3 separate regions of the Homo sapiens genome follow, and all the other regions are linked to region 2. The links are chromatin loops, found by intact Hi-C in ENCODE. Cell type or tissue: heart right ventricle. All regions are shown on one strand.

What was found. A loop is a pair of places that touch in the nucleus more often than their neighbours do. Peaks named below come from ENCODE experiments on the same cell type or tissue, not always from the same donor. Only the 100,000 strongest peaks of a DNase experiment are listed, where the experiment ranks them.
Region 1: it touches region 2 in a loop (9-fold over the local background); 18 of 110 quality-filtered maps call a loop at or near these places.
Region 3: a loop joins it to region 2, with 4 times the contacts of the local background. A loop is called at or near these places in 16 of 110 quality-filtered maps.

What each region holds. Positions count from the first base shown.
Region 1 is chr19:53,658,402-53,660,901 of GRCh38, forward strand. The region is part of intron 2 of LOC107985342 (a long non-coding RNA gene); the gene reads left to right. It also overlaps the pseudogene LOC100288093. Among named protein-coding and RNA genes, the nearest start is that of MIR512-1, 7.0 kb to the right of the region's middle. RefSeq lists an enhancer at 1,940-2,500. In heart right ventricle, a CTCF peak has its summit at 1,111 (motif pointing right); a DNase peak (open chromatin) is centred at 1,092; H3K27ac peaks cover 2,407 bases.
Region 2 is chr19:53,745,551-53,748,050 of GRCh38, forward strand. LOC124904765 (a long non-coding RNA gene) reads left to right here. Exons shown (of 6, transcript XR_007067334.1): 3 at 653-856; 4 at 1,356-1,594. Among named protein-coding and RNA genes, the nearest start is that of MIR521-1, 1.8 kb to the right of the region's middle. RefSeq lists a silencer at 381-593 and an enhancer at 1,652-2,250. In heart right ventricle, a CTCF peak has its summit at 953 (motif pointing left); a DNase peak (open chromatin) is centred at 931.
Region 3 is chr19:53,502,760-53,505,259 of GRCh38, forward strand. It overlaps a transcript of ZNF331 not described here and the pseudogene VN1R103P. Among named protein-coding and RNA genes, the nearest start is that of ZNF331, 34 kb to the right of the region's middle. RefSeq lists a silencer at 2,184-2,409. In heart right ventricle, CTCF peaks have their summits at 1,557 and 1,757; no DNase peak of the experiment used is centred here; H3K4me3 peaks cover 1,417 bases; H3K27ac peaks cover 1,366 bases; H3K27me3 peaks cover 590 bases.

The DNA.
Region 1 (2,500 bases), 87 kb before region 2:
ACTGAATCAGGAGGAAGGGGCATTGCATTGACTCTGAATCAAATTCAGCAGCCACTTCTCATTTTATGCAGATCTTGAACTAGCAGCTCCCTAAGGTCCGATCTGGCCTGTTTCCCTCTGTTCTTTTCTCTGGAGGTTTTTGGCGCTTTCTCTGTGTTAACATGGGTTTGGTCTTGTTTATGGCAAGTGCCTCTCCATGGCTGGGTGCGGTGGCTCACGCCTGTAATCGCAGCACTTTGGGAGGCCAAGGCTGGCGAATCACCAGAGGTCAGTTCGAGACCAGCCTAGCCAACATGGCGAAACCCCGTCTCTACTAAAAATATAAAAAAATTAGCCAGGTATGGTGGCGGGCGCCTGTGGTCCCAGCTACTCAGGAGGCTGAGGCAGGAGAATCGCTTGAACCCGGGAGGCGGAGGTTGCAGTGAGCTGAAATTGTGCCATTGCACTCCAGCTTGGGTGACAGAGTGAGACTCTGTTTAAAAAAAAAAAAAGTAAGTAAATAAATAAATGTTGATATTATGTAGCCATGTTATGTAGTTTTGCATAGCCTTTCTCTGTCTTATAGCTATGAAAGACAATTTCCAAAACATAGCCTAGAATGGAGAATTGAAGATAAAGTGAGAACTGTTGGGCATAGTAACCTAAAAAGGGATCCCCTCTGGTGTGGAAAGATTGTTCCAACGCAAAAGGGACTGAGATCCAGAGATGGCAGTTGTTTGAGATCTGGAATCTTCAGAAGAGGTAGATCAGACTTGCTCAGGAAATAATGGGTCCTACCATCACAGCGGGTACGGATGGGGCTACAAGATGAGAGAGGCTGGATAGGAGAGTATTTAAGGAAAAAAAAAAGACAGAAAAGGACCAAAGGACAGTCTGTGAGACCCCAGAGAATGCATTAAACCTGAAGAATTTCTGAACAATGACGTCTGATATTCAGGCTTCCGTTGTTTCTTTTTGTGCTGTAATCTTCCGTGTTTTCTCTGCACATAGCTCAGTAAAGCTCTATTCACCAGTTAACCTAGAGTCTGTCTTGAGATAAGCAGGGAGGGCTGTGACGGCTGCACAAGGGCGGAGTGGTTTGTAGACCTGAAAAGGAACTTGTAAGAGCTGGCAGATCTTAACCAGGAGAGGGAGCCCCTTTCCACAGCCTAGAAGCTTCTGAAGTCATTTAAATGGAACTGAATTATATGAAGTCAAATGTCAGTTGGGGAAAAAGTCAAACTTTATTATTTATTTATTTATTTGTAATTGTGCGTATACATATATATATATATATATATATATATATATATATATATATATATAATTTTTTTTAAATTATGATCTCCGTGATAGTACCAAATCAAACTTTTTTTGGAGACAGAGTCTTGCTCTGTCACCCAGGCTGGAGTGCAGTGGCGTGATCTCGGCTCACTGCAACCTCCGCCTCCCAGGTTCAAGCAATTCTCCTGCCTCAGCCTCCTGAAGAGCTGGGATTACAGGCGCGTGCCACCATGCCCGGCTAATTTTTGTATTTTTAGTAGAGATAGGGTTTCACCATGTTGGCCAGGCTGGTCTTGAACTCCTGACCTCAGGTGATCCACCCGCCTTGGCCTCCTAAAGTGTTGGAATTACTGGCATGAGCGACCACGCTGGCCCAAACCCTGCTTTTTACTGGAGAGACGAGGTAGCCCTAAGTTAAAAAAAAAAAAAAAAAGACCCTGTTTCACTTCTTTTGGATATACCCGGGGTGACATTGCTAGATCATTCTGCAATTCCTCCTTTTTTTTTTTTTTTTTTTTGCTGGGGGTGGGATAGAGTCTCACTCCCAGGCTGGAGTGCAATGGTGTGATCTTGGCTCACTGCAACCTCCGCCTCCTGGGCTCAAACGACTCTCCTGCAGTGAGGAGCTGGGATTACAGGTGCCTGCCACCACAACCTGCTAATTTTTTTTTTATTTTTTGTATTTTTAGTACAGACGGGGTTTCACTATGTTGGCCAGGCTGGTCTTGAACTCCTGACCCCGTGATCCGCCCGCCACAGCCTCTCAAAGTGCTGGGATGACAGGCATGAGCCTCCGCGCCCAGTAGATCATTCTGTAATTCTGTGTTTAACTTTTTCCCCCCTAAACTTAACTGAAGTGATATTTAACTTTCTGAGGAATCACCAAATCAAAGGTGACTTTTGAGACAAATACAGGAAGTGGAGGTGGTTTTCCTCATGTAGATGAAGACATTCTAAACCCAGAACTGAAAACACACATGGAATCCTTTTAAGTATCAGGATGCCTTGGTGGACAAAATGGATACATCCAACTTCTCAAGGAGCTTAATATTCAGTATTAAAGCTGAGGTGAGCTCAGGTGATTCACGCCTGTAATCCCAACATTTTGGGAGGCCAAGGCAGGCGGATCACTTGAGCCCAGGAGTTTAAGACCAGCCTGGGCAACATAGTGAGACCCCTCCCCCCTGCCCCCGTCTCTACAAAAAATAAAAAAATTACAGACGCATGGTGTAGTCCC
Region 2 (2,500 bases):
GCCCCTAAAGTGCTGGGATTAGAGGTGTGAGCCACCGCACCCCAGCCATACTTGTGTATTTCTATTCAAATTTTATTGAGGAGTTTTTACCGCCCAGCCTGTGGTCTATCCTGGAGAATGTTTGTGTGTGCGACAATGTATATTCTTCACCATCGTAGATTCCGTTTTGGATGCTCCCATCGGGACTGTGTGTCCCTGTGCTGGAACTCGAGTGAACACTTGGCTCAAAATCCACTGCTGTTCTCTAGAGATCTGTAGGGTCCAGCCCTACTGGGCCTGTGGGTTTTTCTCTTCGTGAGCAGATAGGAGAGATTGTAGAAATAAAGACACAAGACAAAGAGAGAGAAGAAAAGGCAGCTGGGCCTGGGGGACCACTACCACCAAGACGTGGAGACCGGTAGTGGCCCCGAATGCGTGGCCGCGCCGTTATTTATTGTATACGAGGCAAAAGGGCAGGGTAAGAAGTGTGAGTCTTCTCTAATGATAGGTAAGATGACGCGAGTCACGTGTCCACCGGACAGGGGGCCCCTTCCCTATTTGGTAGCTTAGGCGGAGAGAGATTGGGGACAGCTTACGTCATTATTTCTTCTATGTATTTCTCGGAGAGATCAAAGACTTTAATACTTTCACTTATTCTGCTACCGTTATCTAGAAGGCGGAGCCAGGTGTGCAGAGCGGAACGTGAAAGTGGACCAGGAGCGTGACCGCTGAAGCACAGCATCACAGGGAGACGTTTAGGCCACCAGACGGCTGCGGGCGGGCTTGACTGATGTCAGGCTTTCCACAAGAGGTGGTGGAGCAGAGTCTTCTCTAACTCCCCTGGAGAAAGGGAGACTCCCTCTCCGGGTTTGGGAAGGTAAGGGGGTCCTTCCCAGGCACTGGCGCTACCGCTGTGCTAAGTGACGGGTGCCTTCCCCCTGGTGTTACCGCTGGACCAGGGAGCCCTCTAGTGGCCGTGTCCGGGCATGACAGAGGGCTCACGCTCTTGTCTTCTGGTCGCTTCTCACCGTGTCCCTTCAGCTCCTATCTCTGTATGGCCTGGTTTTCCCTAGGTTATGATTGTAGAACAAAGATTATTATAATATTGGAATAAAGAGTAATGCTACAAACTAATGATTAATAATATTCATATATAATCATATCTATAATCTATTTCTAGTATAACTAGTCTTATTCTATATATTTTCTTTGTTATACTGGAACGGCTTGTGGTGAGTTTCTTTATTATACCGGAACAGCTTGTGCCTTCGGTCTCTTGCCTCGGCACCTGGGTGGCTTGCCACCCACAGAAATCCTGCCCGTTTCTCTTGGTTAAATATAATGTATTTCTAGTAGGCATTGCTTCTTCTTTCCAGAGACAAAACTCAGGAGGATTGTGCTATGATAAACAAGGCTAACCTGCTGATTCTCTGAAGCAAGGAACTGGAGATGGTCCTTCTAAGGGTTTATATTCTGGATTCCAGGAAACATGCAAACAGGACCCATAAATGCATCTTTATTTTGGTGCCCATTTTGACCTGGTCAGGAGAATTCCAACAAAAAATCCACGGTGTTGGAGCAAGATCTCAGGCTCTCAGGCTGTGGCCATCTAGAGGTAAGAAGCACTTTCTGTTGTCTTAAAGAAAAGAAAGTCCTTTTTTTTTTTTTTTTTTTTTTTTGAGACAATGTCTCGCTCTGTCGCCCAGGCTGGAATGCAGTGGCGTGATCTTGGCTCACTGCAAGCTCCGCCTCCCGGGTTCATGCCATTCTCCTGCCTCAGCCTCCTGTGTAGCTGGGACTACAGGCGCCCGCCACCAAGCCCGGCTAATTTTTTGTATTTTTAGTAGAGACGGGGTTTCATCTTGTTAGGCAGGATGGTCTCGATCTCCTGACCTCATGATCCACCCGCCTCGGCCTCCCAAAGTGCTGGGATTACAGGCGTGAGCCACCACGCCCGCCCAGAAAGTGCTTTCTTTCAGAGGGTTACGGTTTGAGAAAAGCAGCATTGAAGTTGACGCTGATCTTGGTAATACATTTGCAGAGCATGCTTATGGTCAGACGTGGATGATGGTGGGGTTTTGTTTTTGTTTTGTTTTTTATCTGAGACAGGGTGTCTCTGTTGCCCAGGCTGGAGTGCAGTGGCACATCCAACCTAGATCTCTTGGGCTCAAGTGGTCCTCTTTTTGAAACAGAGTCTCACTCTGTTACCCTGGCTGGAGTTCAGTGGCAGGAACTTGGCTCACTGCAATCTCTGTCTCCTGGGTTCAAGCAATTCTCTGGCCTCAGCCTCCCGAGCAGGGTTACAGGCATGTGCCACCACGCCCGGCTAATTTTTGCATTTTTTTAATTGATTTATTTGTTTGTTGTTGAGACAGTCTCACTCTGTTGCCCAGGCTGTAGTGCAGTGGTGTGATCTCAGCTCACCGCAACCTCCACCTCCCATGTCAGCCTCCTGAATACCTGTCTCCAGGCATGCACCCCCACACCTGGCTAACTTTTGCATTTTTTGTACAGATGAGGT
Region 3 (2,500 bases), 240 kb before region 2:
ACAGCGAGACTCCGCCTCAAAAAAAAAAAAAAAAAAAAAAAAAATTAAATATGTATGTTCATTATTGGAAGAACCCCGCTAACTGGCTTTGACAGTAGAGCATGGTGGTTAATGCACTCTGAAATCAGCCCAGACAAGATCAGTCCCTATTCTACTCCAAACACGGTGTGAATTTACACAAATCATGTCACCTCTCTGTGCTTGAGTCCTCTTTGTCTTTATAATGGTGGTACCTGGCTCATAGATTATGAAGAATATGGAGGTGAATACATGTCTGTTCTTCATAGCAAAGAGCAATTCATTGCAAATACACTTAAAATGGGACACATCCAAATATGGCAAACTCTTCATACTAGAAAGTAACTTTATTAAGTATTTCTATTGCATTTCAGCTGACTTTATTTTTTATTTTTATTTTTTATGTTTTGAGACAGGGTCTCACTTTGTCATCCAGCCTGGTGTGCAGTGGCGGGATCTCGGCTCGCTGCAGCCTCAATCTCCTGGGCTCAAGGGATCCTCCTACCTCAGCCCCCACCAAGTACCAGCTGCCTTTTAAATGTCGCTCATGCATCACGTTCCCTGCAGGATCCTGTGTCTCTGAAGATAAGTAGCAGCCTGTGGGAACTGACAGAATGGCTGCTGGGATGTGGCCATGGGAACGATCTTCTTATCGCAGACTGTACTTGGAATCCTGGGGATTTCTCTCTTATTTACCATTATCTGTCCTTTTACATCACTGGGTGCAGGTTAAGGTCCACAGATTTGATGATCAGACACCTAATTGTAGCCAACACCGTATTCCTCCTCCCTAGAGGAGTCCCACAGACAATGGCAGCTTTTGGGTTTAGGCATTTCCGGAGTGATTCTGGATGTAAATTTCTTTTTTGTGTCCACAGAGTTGTCAGGGGAGTGTCCATTGGCAGCACCTGCCTCCTGAGTGTCTCCCAGGCCATCACCATCAGCCCCAGGAGCTCAGGTGGGCAGAGCTTAAAGGGAACGCCCCCAAGCACGCTGGCTCCTGTGTGTTCCTCAGCTGGCTCCTCCCTGGTCAATATCATTGTTCTCATGCACGTGACCGGCAAGTGGAGCAACAAAAATACCACAAAGACAAAAGATCTGGGATACTGTTCTGCTGCTGATCACGAGGACACCAGAGAGTCGCTGACGCGGCACTGCTGTCCTTCCCTGATGTGATCTGCCTGGGGCTCATGCTCTGGGGCAGCAGCTCCATCGTTTGCATCCTGCACAGGCACAAGCGGCGGGTCCAGCACATTCATAGGACCAGCGTCTCCCCCACATCCTCCCCTGAGTCCGGAGCTACCAAAACCATCCTCCTGGTGAGCACGTTTGTGTCCTTTTACACTCTCTCTTCACCTTTCAAGTTTGTTTGGCTCTTTTGAATAATCCCAGTCAGCTGGTGGTGAACATCTCTGCAATGATCAGTGCAGGTTTCCCAGCTGTCAGCCCCTTTCTTCTCATGAGTGGGGACTCCTGTGTATCCAAGCTTTGCTTTGCTTAGATAAGTAACACAAAACCCCCTAATCTTATCAGAAATATGTGAATTGGACATGTTTGTACAATGTTTATGTTTCTTCATTGATCTCTAGAGACCCATAAACACGGTTATGAAACGAGGCTTGTTAGTGCTGTGCTTGCCAGCAGGGGCCACTGTTTTATTCTGTACCTCCTGATCCCCCCTCCACCCACACCGCCCTGGAGCAGCTCTGTGGAAAAAGTGGAATCAGCTTAGAGGTTTTCGGGAGGAAGACACTGAAACGTAAACGTTATAAGAAAGTGACGGTGCACAAACACACGTGCCTCATCTCTGTGTCCCTCGGAGTAGACGGGGGGAATGTGCGCAGATGCGAAGTTCTTGCTGTCATTTTCGTGATGAATAGTAAAATATATATTTTCTCAGATCCAGAAATCTCATGCCCTCAGTCAACATCCATAAACTGACAATCTTACTTGTTGGCTTGCAAGTAAGGTTAAAATTTAAAACCTTTTGCAATTTCTGATAGGTTTGGTGATGCTGGGACAGATGTGACTTTGTGTAAGAGGAAGGTAGAAAGGTTCTTCACCGGTGTGGTTAGCGGACAGAAAACGGCTTTCTGGAACAAGCAGCAAATTCTCTCACCCAAACTGGAGTGAAATGAGAGTAAAATTCCTCCACTCTCTAACCCTGGAATGGGGCTGTTGTGTGAGAGGGAGGATTGAAATGAACTGTCCGAATGTGATTTATTTGTTGCTCATTCTCCTCCTGGCAGGAGCAGGAAAGGACGAAGAGTCCCCGAAGCTGATGCTGAGTTCATGGGGTTGAGCTGACAGCGGCCAACAGGCTGTCATAAACTGTAAGCACACGAGGCTTGTTAGTGCTGTGCTTGCCAGGAGGGAGCAGTCTTTTTTTTCTGTACCTTCTGATCCCTCCCTCCACCCACACCGCACTACAGCAGGTCTGTGGAAAGAGTGGAATCAGCTTAGAGGTTTTTGGGAGGAAGAC